3 separate regions of the Homo sapiens genome follow, and all the other regions are linked to region 3. A link is a contact called in ENCODE Hi-C or POLR2A ChIA-PET data. All regions are on one chromosome and are shown on one strand. Each heading gives the region's core, a stretch centred on a gene start or an enhancer-like site at or near the end of the contact. The rest is flanking DNA. Distances are from core to core; before and after follow the strand shown.

What was found. A loop is a pair of places that touch in the nucleus more often than their neighbours do. ChIA-PET counts read pairs that join two places held with the same protein, here RNA polymerase II (POLR2A). Pooled maps may share reads with other maps.
Region 1: a map with no recorded cell type shows a loop between it and region 3 (4-fold over the local background). The contact joins two enhancer-like sites. A Hi-C loop is called at or near these places in 1 of 37 single-sample maps with no recorded cell type and 2 of 50 pooled maps.
Region 2: a loop to region 3 is called in a map with no recorded cell type, with 13 times the contacts of the local background. The contact joins the promoter of EIF2B2 here to the enhancer-like site in region 3. A Hi-C loop is called at or near these places in 1 of 37 single-sample maps with no recorded cell type and 7 of 50 pooled maps. POLR2A ChIA-PET finds 5 or more read pairs at or near these places in 1 of 52 experiments (PC-3).

The regions. Positions count from the first base shown.
Region 1 is chr14:74,937,299-74,941,301 of GRCh38, reverse strand. No RefSeq gene overlaps it. Among named protein-coding and RNA genes, the nearest start is that of RPS6KL1, 16 kb to the right of the region's middle. Within about 2 kb of position 1,306, at least 11 of the 41 ENCODE cell types and tissues checked have a DNase peak (open chromatin) inside an H3K27ac peak, as active enhancers do.
Region 2 is chr14:75,001,398-75,005,078 of GRCh38, reverse strand. EIF2B2 (eukaryotic translation initiation factor 2B subunit beta) reads right to left here and starts at 2,158. Exons shown (of 8, transcript NM_014239.4): 1 at 1,926-2,158; 2 at 1,684-1,804; 3 at 1,380-1,528; 4 at 179-342. The coding sequence starts at 2,088. RefSeq lists enhancers at 1,800-2,480, 2,522-2,611.
Region 3 is chr14:75,539,939-75,543,612 of GRCh38, reverse strand. The region is part of intron 2 of BATF (basic leucine zipper ATF-like transcription factor); the gene reads right to left. Among named protein-coding and RNA genes, the nearest start is that of BATF, 19 kb to the right of the region's middle. Within about 2 kb of position 1,557, at least 24 of the 41 ENCODE cell types and tissues checked have a DNase peak (open chromatin) inside an H3K27ac peak, as active enhancers do.

The DNA of each region.
Region 1 (4,003 bases), core at 57-2,556, 600 kb after region 3:
AGCTCCCAAGATGTAGTTTTGTTTCCAAAGTTGAGGAGAGGCTGGTCCCAGCCACTTTTTAACAGCATCAAGAGCACAATCTCCTCCTCTCCCAGGGCTTAGGGCTGCCCCAGCCCAGTGCCGCAAGGACTCCCGAACTCCTCCGGCCCTCCTGATAGACATCCTGGGCTGGGTCTCAGGGCGCTGAACGGCAGCACGTATAGCCTGCTCGGGCTGCTGAACAGACGCAAGGACCAGCAGATGCTGCCCGGATTTCTCTGCCTTTTACCCCCCAGTTCCTTCCGTCTTCCTCCTCAGTGCTTTGGCAGGAAAAAAATAAATCTTCTTATTATTTTTTAATGGTTTTTTTTTTGAGACGGAGTCTCCTTCTGTCGCCCAGGCTGGAGTGCAGTGCCACAATCTCGGCTCACTGCAACCTCCACCTCCCAGGTTCAAGCGATTCTCCTGCCTCAGCCTTCTGAGTAGCTGGGATTACAGGCGTGCGCCACCATGCCCGGCTAATTTTTGTATTTTTAGTAGAGACAGGGTTTCACCATGTTGACCAAGCTGGTCTTGAACTCCTGACCTCAAGTGATCCACCCGCCTCAGCCTCCCAAAGTGCTGGGATGACAGGCATGAGCCACCATGCCAGGCCTATTTTTTTTTTAATCCAAACCACTTACTATCAAACTCCACTCTGCTTCTGACCTGCAAGGGGTGTGTGTGTGTGTGTGTGTGTGTGTGTGTGTGTGTGTGTGTGTCTGTGTGTCTGTGTCTTTGATGTTATATGCTGCTATATGTATTGGGGGAAGAGAAGTTCCCCCATTCTCTCCTCAGCCTCACTTCCTCATTTGAGGCTGCTGAGGAGAAACCCACAGGGACCCAGGGGCACAGGGGCCTGCCTGGGGCTTTGAGGGGAGCTGGGGATGTCCAGCGGAGTGGGGTGGCCCTGCTGAGGCAGCTGTCCTTGGTGCCCTGTTCACCGAGGCCTGGGGACTCTGCAGGACACGCTGGTCAGAATGTGCTTCTGGCTGTGGTCATAGACGGGTGTGAGTCAGCCCCAGGAGACATACTTTGCCAAAGAAATGCACTTCCTCTCCTGCCTCTCCTCTCTTTAGCTGCAGCTGTTCTGAGCTGTTGCCTTTGACCCACTGTGAACTGGGAAGAGCACCCATCCCCTCCCACTGGCCAGGCCTCTAGCTCAGCCCTGAGGACCCCAACCCAGGCCCGGTAGCATCTTCAAGGCTTTTGGCTCCATAAGGTCACCCACATGGCGGGCAGCCTCCCGACCCAGGCCAGTGACCCCTGTAGAGAGCAAGACAGAAACCAGAAAAGCTCCTGGAAGCCAGAAGCAAAACTCCACATCCGTGGGCAGGAGCCTCGCAGCAGGAATGGGTAGGAAGGAGCCAGCTGGCCTACTTGACTATATTGGCAGCCGTTCCAGCCATTTAGGTCCTAGAGGGATTTGCTTGTCATCTATTTGTGGAGCACCCTCTGTGTCCTAGACACTGACTAGGCATCCAGGATCCAGTGGGGACAGACACACAGGACCCTGCTCTCGTGGACCACACATGCGAGGGGAGAGACAGCCCATGCTCTAGTGCCAGAGGGTACTGGGTGGGCCTTTTCTGCTGCTCGAATGGGTGGCCGGACTCAGAGCTAAGGAAAAAGGGCCTTGAGTACCCCATATTCTAAAACAAAGGAACCATTTGAGACTAGGCCCATTTGCCTACAGGATTTATTAAGAGATGGTTAAAGCAATTCTGCTATGCCCCCAAATCTCCCAGCACCCCCTTCCTCAGTCTCCATAAGCAGAAGACCAGGACAGGGGAAGGAAGAGAGAGGGAGATGGGTCACTGGAGTCCTGGGGTGCTGACTCCCTCCCCTCCTCTCCCTGGATCTGGATTTGCTGTTGAGATCAGCCCACGCGCCATCTGGACAGGGAGGTTGGGGGAGGGCAGGATTGAAGAGGCAGAGACAGACAGGGCAGGGACTCCTTGGGGCACCCAGCAGTCGTTGCCCATGGGTCAGGTGGACATGGCGGAAGGTGCATGTCCTTGAGCTGTCTTGTCCATGTCCTCCCAAGAGGGAGGCCTGCAGCTGTGCAGACCCACAGTCGGTAGGCTGTTGGGTGGAGGTTGGGGCAGTGGCTGAGTGGTGGGGTGAGAGATATAGAGCTGAAGGGACCTCTCACATCAGGGAACAGTGGTGCGAGGTGGCCCTGTGGTGAACCCACAAGAGAGTTAGCATCTGAACGCCATCATGCCGGGAACATTCATAGCCAGAGAAGAAATGGCCACAGCTGACAGGGACTTTCCTGAAAGCTCTCCCTCCCCATCTGTGTGAAAGAAGAGAAAAGGGGAGAGAAAAGGAGGAGGAGAGAGAGAGAGGAGTGGGGGTACAGGGGCAAACTACACCCCTCCCCACTCCCCTGGGCCAAATCCAGACCCTGCCTGGGGAAGGGAAATGGTTAGTCTTGGTTAGATGGACCAGCCTAGATGGGGCTGGGCCTTTAATAAGCTAAAGCAACAGGAATACTAGAAGATCTGCCCAAGATACTGTTACGGGACAGAAAAAGGAGAACCAACATAGTTCATCTAGAAGCAATGATGGAAGGGGGAAAAAAACTTGCTCAATAAGCAAGTTACCCATATAAACAAATACATTAATAAGAAAATGTCTTGCTGCCAAAATGCGTTCTCTCATATTAGAGATGCTCTTGAATTATTTTACATTCCTCCTCTTAAGAGGTGAAGTGTCTTCCCTCTGTTTGAATCTGAATTGGCCTGGGTCTGCGTTGATCAGTAGACTATAGCAGAAGAGACCCTATACTTGTTTCAAGTCTAGCTTTCAAGAGGACTGGCAGCTTCTGCCTTGGTCTGTTGGAACCCTATGCTATCATGTAAGATGTCCAACTACCCTGAGGTCACCATGTTGGAAGGAAGCTCAAGCTGGCCGTATAGAGATGTGGAAAAAGAGAGAGAGAGAGAGACTCAGCCAACCCCAAGCTATTCCAACCCGCAGCCATTACAGTTATCTTAGCAGATGCCCCAGATCTTACAGAGCAAAGACAAGCTGTATCCACTGTGCCGTTTGATTTCCTTGATGCACAGAAACATAAAATACTATAATAACAAATTGTTTTGAGGTAGTTTGTTATGCAGCAATAAGAAACCAGAACAGAAAATAAGGAAAGGTGAAGAGATAGCGTTGGGGGGAAGGTACTCTAGGTCAGGAGGTTATGGATGGCATCTCTGTGGAGATGACATTGATGGTAAAGTTTGAAGGACAAGAAGGAGTTGGTCATGTAAAGATCAGGGATAAGAGCACTCCAGAGGGCACAGCTGGTGGAAAGTGCTGGAAGGAACCCCAGTGTGGCTGGAGCATGATGGGCAGGGAGGGGGGATATGGGATGTGATGTTGGAAGTAGCCAGGGGCCAGACCATAAAGGGCTTTGCAAGTCAGGGTAAGGAGTTCAAATTTTGTTATAATGTGAGATAAACCACTGCAGAGTTTCAAACAGGGGAATGAAATGACATTAGATACATTTTTTTCTTTTTGAGACAGGGTTTCACTCTGTCACCCATGCTAGAGTGCAGTGGCACAATCTCCGCTCACTGCAGCCTCCACCTGCCGGGTTCAAGCGATTCTCATGCCTCAGCCTCCTGAGTAGCTAGGACTACAGGTGCACACCACCACACCTGGCTAATTTTTGTGTTTTTATTAGAGACAGGGTTTTGCCATGTTGGCCAGGCTGGTCTCAAACTCCTGACCTCAAGTGATCCACCCACCTCAGCCTCCCAAAGTGTTAGGATTACAGGCGTGAGCCACCACACCCAGCCATTAGGTACATTTTTGAACAATCACTCCACCCACTATGTGGAAAATGGTCTCTAGGAGTGTAAAACTTAGAGTACAAATACCACTTCAAAGGCTGTGGAGAAGCCAGGCAACCAATTATGGTGGTTTGGTCTAGGGAGAAGTAACAAGGATAGAGAGAAGTAGATTGTTTGGTCTTAATCAT
Region 2 (3,681 bases), core at 909-3,408, 540 kb after region 3:
CTATTTATGAATGTTCACAGGACGAACACCTTGAAAATTCACTTAATGTTTTACTTGATCTTCTCAGTGTCTCAAAGTCTTGCTTATCAATTCAAGGTTGGAATGGCCCTACCCATCTCTCGTTTATTTCTTCTTCATTTTTCATTTTTCTTAGTAGCAACTCCAGCAGTCTCCTTACCTGGCAGAAAGGAGCACACTCTGCTACAATGACATGGAATTTCCTCTTTCGGGCAGCCTCTTTGAGGAAGGCCTCTACTGTTCGGGAGAAGCCAATGGTCATGATCACCTCATTGGAGTGAATGTGCTCCAGAGCCTGGGCTGCAATGTTCTCCATTGTCCCTTCTGTAAGAACGGTTTTGCAAAAAAAAAAAAAAAAAAAAAAAAAAAAATATATATATATATATATATATATGAAATTGCTATATCACAAACACACATTACGCGTATACGGAAAAAGATGTCTGCCCTTCACATGCACTGCCCACCTAGCAGACCCTGGTACCACAGGGTTAATGTGCTTAAAGTGAAATGTCACAATTTCTTTTTTTTTAATAGAGACAGGGTCCCACTATGTTGCCCAGGCTGGTTTTGAACTCCTGGTCTCAAGCAATCCACTCACCTTGGCCTCCCAAAGTTGTGGGATTACAGGTGTGAGCCACCATGCCCAGCTATGTCACAATTTCTTAAAAGCCCCACTCCTCTGGGATTTTCTGCCTGCCCTCTTCCAGAAGTACCCCTACCTATGAACCACCTCTGTCACTACAGAGCTCCTTACAACTGATTTTGAAGACAGTAGATTCAGCCAAGGAATGGCAATCTGGGAAATCCTAAAGTGCTGAGAATAGGGTAAAGAGAGCTTCGGCCTAAAAGAAGTCTTCCTCCAAAAGGTGGCCACAACACTTCTACATGAGAGAGACTGGCCAGAGAAGAAAAAATGGGGGAGCAATTTGGAAGCAGCTTCTTCATCCTCTGATTACAATGAATATCTGCAAGTCACTTGGACCGCAATGACAAGGGGGATAGAAATGGTATACGTGTACGTGTGTATAAAAATTCAGATAGTGAAGGAGGTCTATCGACCTTGGCTCTCTAGGGAGTTCATTTTGTTTCTTTACAATGAAAATAAAACTCTGTCCTAATAGAGTCTGTTCCACTCCACAGATCTGTAGTCTATCAAGGGTTGGTCTGTAAGGAAAAGTAGAGAGGATTACTTTGGTCCTGTCACCTGTTGCAACATTTCCTAATCAGGAAGGAGGACAAACCTCTGAGAACCAGAAGACAGCTAATCTCCCATCTCTGCTAATGAACAACCTTCAGAGGCTTCTGTTCCCTTATGTGCCTGTGACCAGTCCCATTTTCCCAGCGATCAGGCCTCTTACCCAGCTCCACTAGCAGCTCATTAATCGCCTCAATGATGTTGGACTGGAGTTGGGCATAATGGAAGCTGAAATCCTCGTTTAGGCCTCCGGATGTCAACAGTTTGTGCAGGGACTCCTGCTGATCACTCTCGTCGCTGCGTCCATGGAGTCTATAGAGGCAACAAGACCCAAAGAGAGAGGTGGGGAGGAGTGGTCAGGCAGGTAACAAGGGCTGTTCAGCTCCAATAAAGTCTCCGAGCAGGTAGAGGGGCCCGTGCAAAAAGTGTCACTGGATCCAACCAGGAGCCCAGGACGTGAGCCTGACCTGCCATACTCCTCCCGGATAATCTTGAGCACTCTCCGCACCATGTTGCCCACGGTGGTCTCGGAGGGCTGAGCGGCCGTCATCCTCCTGCCCTCTCTGCGGATCAGCTCCATCAGCTCCCCTACAGTCCAAAAGAGAGAGGATAAGAGGAGCCAACGCGAAGTGAGGCCTGGGAAATTTTCAGCCCTGGGATCGGGAACAGACAGGGGCCAGGTTCGCCGGCGGAGGCAGGCCGGCCTCACCCGCGTTGCTCCAGCGGTGGTCCGTGATGATCTGGCGCAGCAACCCTAGGGTCTCCCGAGCCATTTCCTCGGAGCTGCGCGGCCCACCACCCCGCTTCAGGGTCTCCACGAAGCTCTCGATCCTCTCTGACAACTCCGAGCCCTTCGCTGCGGATCCCGGCATCTTTAAGGTAGCTGCCTTCAGCCTTCACCGGCGGAATCCACACCTGCCAGACCACACAGTTTGCACTTCCGGGGCGGGCGAGGTCGGCTTCCGCTGTGAGGGGATGGGGGGAAACCTCAAGTTTGAGTGGAAGCCGGCTACGCCCTTCGTTGCCGATCTCCCGCCCCCTTCCTCTGCCTGAGCCAATCAGAGACGTGGGGCTCGGGTTGTTCAGTTATAACCGGGCGTCCGCGCGCCCCCGCGCCTCGGGGGCTGGAGGATCGGAAGCGGCCTTTCTTGGCTCAGCCGACGGTGAACGGAAGTAACCCGTCAGGCCTGTAGAGGGTGGCTGGTCCCGTTGCTATGGGAGCAGCAAGTCTCTACGCGCCCCTCACCGCGACTTAAGGCTACACTGAAGAAGTTGCGGCACTCCCTCCTGTCTTCCCAGCTCGGTGACTGCCCGAGCTGTCACTCCCGAGTGTCAGCTGACACTGACGCTCTGAATGCATGTCCAGGGTCGGCTGCCCCTTGGGCAGACGTCTCACTTTTGTTCTGTTACATTGCTTGGTACCGTTTGCGCCTGTGTCTAGGAGGTTCATGTCTCTGAAAACAAGGACGATATCTTTTGTTGCTTTTGTATTCTCAAGGCCTAACACGTCTAACAGAAGACGGCGAAATTAGAGATGAGGAAGATTAAGGAGATTCAAAGTGGGAGCCAATACAGAAGCAAAGATGACATCCTCTGATTTGGACAGAATTGTCCTCCTACAGAGAGGCCAGAGAGTATAACATAATACCAAGAGTTACCATTTACTTAAAGCTTACTGGTTCTTGGGCACTGTGTGTGAATTGTCTCAGTTAATAAGGTCTGAAATAGGTCCTCTTATCCCCATTTTACAGATTGGGAAACAGACCCACAGAATTTAAGCAGTTAATAAAGGATTGGGTTCATACTTAAATCCAGGTCTACCTGAACCCAAAGTATGTGTGTAATAGAAATCTCTATTTCCTTAAGATAAATTCTTCAAAGTGGAATCCATAGGCGAGCACATTTTAGACTTTTGTTACAATTAACAAATTGCCCTCCAAAAAGATTATGTCAATACCAAAGTTAGCCAAAGGTAGTACAAAGAAAAGAAAATTACAGATTAATATCTCTCATGAACATAGAAGCAAAAATTGCAACAAATTATTAGCACATCAAATCCTGCAATACATAAAAAAAGAATAATATGTAATTACAAAGTGAAACATAAACCTGGAATGCAAAGCTGATTAAACACTTAAAAATCAATGTAATATGCCATATTAACAATCTGAGAAGTAAAACCACATGATCATGTCAATTGATGCAGGAAGAAACATTTGACAAAATTCAATATTCATGGTACAAACTCTCAGAAAACTAGAACAAAAGGGAACTTCCTGAACTCGATAAAGGGTATCTACAAAATCCTACACCTAAAAATCATACTTCACAGTAAAAGATTGCTTTCTCCCTAAGATCAGGACAAGGCAAGGATGTCTACTTTCACCACTCCTATTTAAATTATACGTGAAGTCCTAGCCCTTGCAATAAGGCAAGAAAAAGAAAAAGCATACAGAATGGAAAGA
Region 3 (3,674 bases), core at 308-2,807:
CACTGATGGAGTGAGGTCCTCTCTCAAAAAATAAAATAAAATAATAAAATAAAATTTGCCCTAACGAATCCATCAGGTGCATGAGCTGTAGGCTAATGAGGTTAATCGGTTATACTGTCAATCATCTTAAACCCCACATCCTGGGGGGGGTCTTTCTAAATGGCAGAGAAGCATATACCAACATGGCCTTGCTCATCAAGCCAGGTTCCATCATCTGTGAAGGACAGACACAAGCATGCTCAGCCTCAACCTGGCATTTCTTGAATGGGGCTCTGAGCTAGAAAGTGTGCCAAGGTCAGTACAAAGGAAGCCCCTCTAAAACGGGGCAGAGGAGTTATCAAGAGCCACGATGATGGAGTCACAGCCCTGCCTTCTGCAAGGTGTGGCCGGCTCATTCATTTTACCATTTGGGTATTTCCTGGCACATCCCAGAAGGAGGGCATCCCCTCTTTACCGAAAGGTAAGATCAAGCAACACGATGAGACTAGGGGGTGTTGGTAAGACGGGAACTGGGGGCCGGGAGTCCTGGCTCCTTCCTCTAGCCCTTTTCTTCGCCCCCTCTGAGAGTTTCCACTGGTGACAACATTTACTGTAAATTCTGTGCTCTGAAGAGCCTGGGCAAACCCCGAGGCAGAAGGGAGGGCCACTCTGACCTTCTCCCCGCCTAGAGGCTGGCCCAGCTTTCGGGAAGTGACAGCGGGTCCTTCCTCCCTAAGCAAGCTCTGCTGAGCTCACTCTAGCTCTGTCGTCTGCCTCCCCCTCCCTGGCTTGCAGATCCCAGAGCTCTAGGCAAAGTTTGTAACCGCTGCCTGCTGCCTCTAACCAGAAAACCACCGCCAGTGATAAGAAACTTGTCTTTACCTTGGGAAGCAAGAGTGCTTCCTGCTAGGGCCCCCAAGAAACCTGCCCTGCCAGCCCAGGGACCGTGCAGCCAGCCTGACACTTATGAGAGAAAGGGTTTGACTTCCCTTGCAGGAGGAAGTGGCTGATCTGGGGCCTCGTCCCTCCATGTCCCTGCTATTGCCCAGTCCCCTCTGGCCCTCCTTGGGGCAGTCATGCCCTGGAAAGGGCTCGCCCAGCTGAAGGGACAACTGGCAAAGGTGGCATGAGAGCAGCTGTTTATCCAGAGGTACAACAGTGACATCCCCTAACAATGAGGGCTGGACACCTAGAGCACAGTGAGGCTGGGAGGAAATGCAGCTTCTCCCATATGCATGTCTTCTGCTACTGAGAGGGGTGGGGGTGAGCCTGCATTTGGGCATCCATGTACCCATCTTTCTCCTATTCAGAATTCATCCAGGTCCATCAGACTCCTCACAATAACGCTCTGTGTGGGATAGGGAAGGTCAGCTGTTATTATCCCCACTCTACAGATGAGGACAACTGAGACCCTGGGACAAACCTATGCCACATACCCTCCAAAATGACCACAGGCTGGTGACAGCTGTGCTATAGGATTCACCTCAAGGCACTTGTTTTCTCAGAAGTTCAGAAACTTTGAGTGTTTGATGCAAAGACTCATTGCCCGCGAGGGAGGCGCAGAGCAGGGCTTGGCTCGGGGCCCTGTGTTCCTTCTCTCACACTGACTGCTTCCCCCGAGAGACTGGAGACTTGAGTGGGCAAAGGTCTCCCGAGAACACTAGAAAGTTGGCCAGGTGCTGTGGCTCACGCCTGTAATCCCAGCACTTTGGGAGGCTGAGGTGGGCAGATCACTTGAGGTCAGGAATTCAAGACCAGCCTGGCCAGCATGGTGAAGCCCTGTCTCTACAAAAAATACAAAAATTAGCCGGGCGTGGTGGCGCATGCCTGTAGTCCCAGCAACTCCGGAGGCTGAGGCAGGAGAATCACTTGAACCTGGGAGGCAGAAGTTGCAGTGAGCCAAGATTTTACCATTGTAGTTCAGCCTGGGCAACCCAGCAAGACTCTGTCTCAAAAAACAAAACAAAACAAAACAAAAAAATAAGTCCTTGGCTACCCTGTTGTCTCCCAGGAGAAAGCTGGGTCTCGGTTTTGGTGACCCACACACAACACAACACAACACAAGATCCCTGAGTCACTCACATTCTTCCAATCATAGAGCTGACCATCTGCCTCCTGGGCTGCATGGAGAGGGGGTCACCTGGCCAGATATTCTGGACAAGGGCTGACTCGAGGCCAGACCTTCCTCCAGACACAGAGCCAGGTCCTGAACTCATGACCACGGTGAGCTCCATCAGCGGTAAATGGGAATAGGAACTTGGGCCCTGGTCCTGGCTGGGTGATCCTCAGTGACTCGATTTCCCTATTCAGCTCCAGTTGCCTCACTTTAAAATGGAAAGACTGGACCAAAACAATGATTCTCAACCTCATCCACACACTGGGGTCCCCTGGGGAGCTTTAGCAATCCTGATGCCTGATTCTGATCTAATAGGTCTAAGGTGTAACCTGGCTCAATTTATACGAAAAAGGTGGATAGAAACCAAAATTTTTTTAAAAAAATAGCCTAGGTTAACTTAACTATCATTTATTTGTTTATTTAATTTTTGAGACAGAGTCTCTCTCTGTTGCCCAGACTGGGAGTGCAGTGGTGCAATCTCAGCTCACCGCAACCTCTGCCTCCCTGGTTCAAGCAATTCTCCCCACCTCAGCCTTCTGGGTAGCTGGGGTTACAGGTGCCCGCCAATACACTTGGCTAACTTTTTGTATTTCTAGTAGAGACGGGGTTTCACCATGTTGGCCAGGCTGGTTTTGAACTTCTGACCGCAAGTGATCCGCCTGCCTCAGCCTCCCAAAGTTCTGGGATTTCAGGCGTGAATCATCCATGCCTGGCCAATAACTAACATTTATTGAATACTTCCGTGTGCCAATCACTCTTTTAAGTATTTTATGGTTATCATTACATTTGATATTTTCAACAAACTTGTGTGGTAGAAAATATTATCTCCGTTTTACAGAAGAGGAAAAACAGAGGAACAGAGAAGTTAAGTCACTGGCTCAAGATCACGCAGCTTGGAAGTTGCAGCACCGGTACTTGAATTGAGGCACTCTGGCTTCAGAGTCTGTGCCCTCCATCCTTTCTTGCCTTTAAAGTCTGTTTAAACGTTATACTGTTTGACAGTTCTCTCCTATGAGATAATTCCTCAGCCCCGGTGGCTTTCCAATTTTATCTTCCCTCTTTTCCCACCTCAGGCAAATCCCTCACCTGTGGGGTCATTTGATGCCACCTACCTCTACCATGAACCGCAAGCAGCTTGGGGGTGGCTAAGGAAGAGGCTTCCTGGGGGCGTGGGAACATTCTGGGAAATCCCCTACTGGAGGGGCTTAGGAGGGGGTCACTCACAGAGCGCTTCAACGATGGGGAATCCCCAGGCAGTTCCCTCACCCGCCGGGAGCCATTAGGGACGAAGACCAAGGACAAGGCTGGCATTTCCTAGCTGGGCCCTGGTGGGGACTGTCCAGGCACCCTGAGCAGGGCTGAGGCTTCCTCCCTACCAGCTCCAGTTTAGTGTCTTGGCCTTCTCCTTGCATTTTCTAATCACAATTTCCAGAAGGGTGAAAATAGTCCCTGTGTATTTTCTCCTCAACAGGACATGTAATCATGTATTGGCAGGGTGACCTTTTGGCTCCCACCTACACTTAAGTGGCGTTCGAAGCTTATCCCTCACACCCAGATATATGTTCAGGCTCCATCAGTT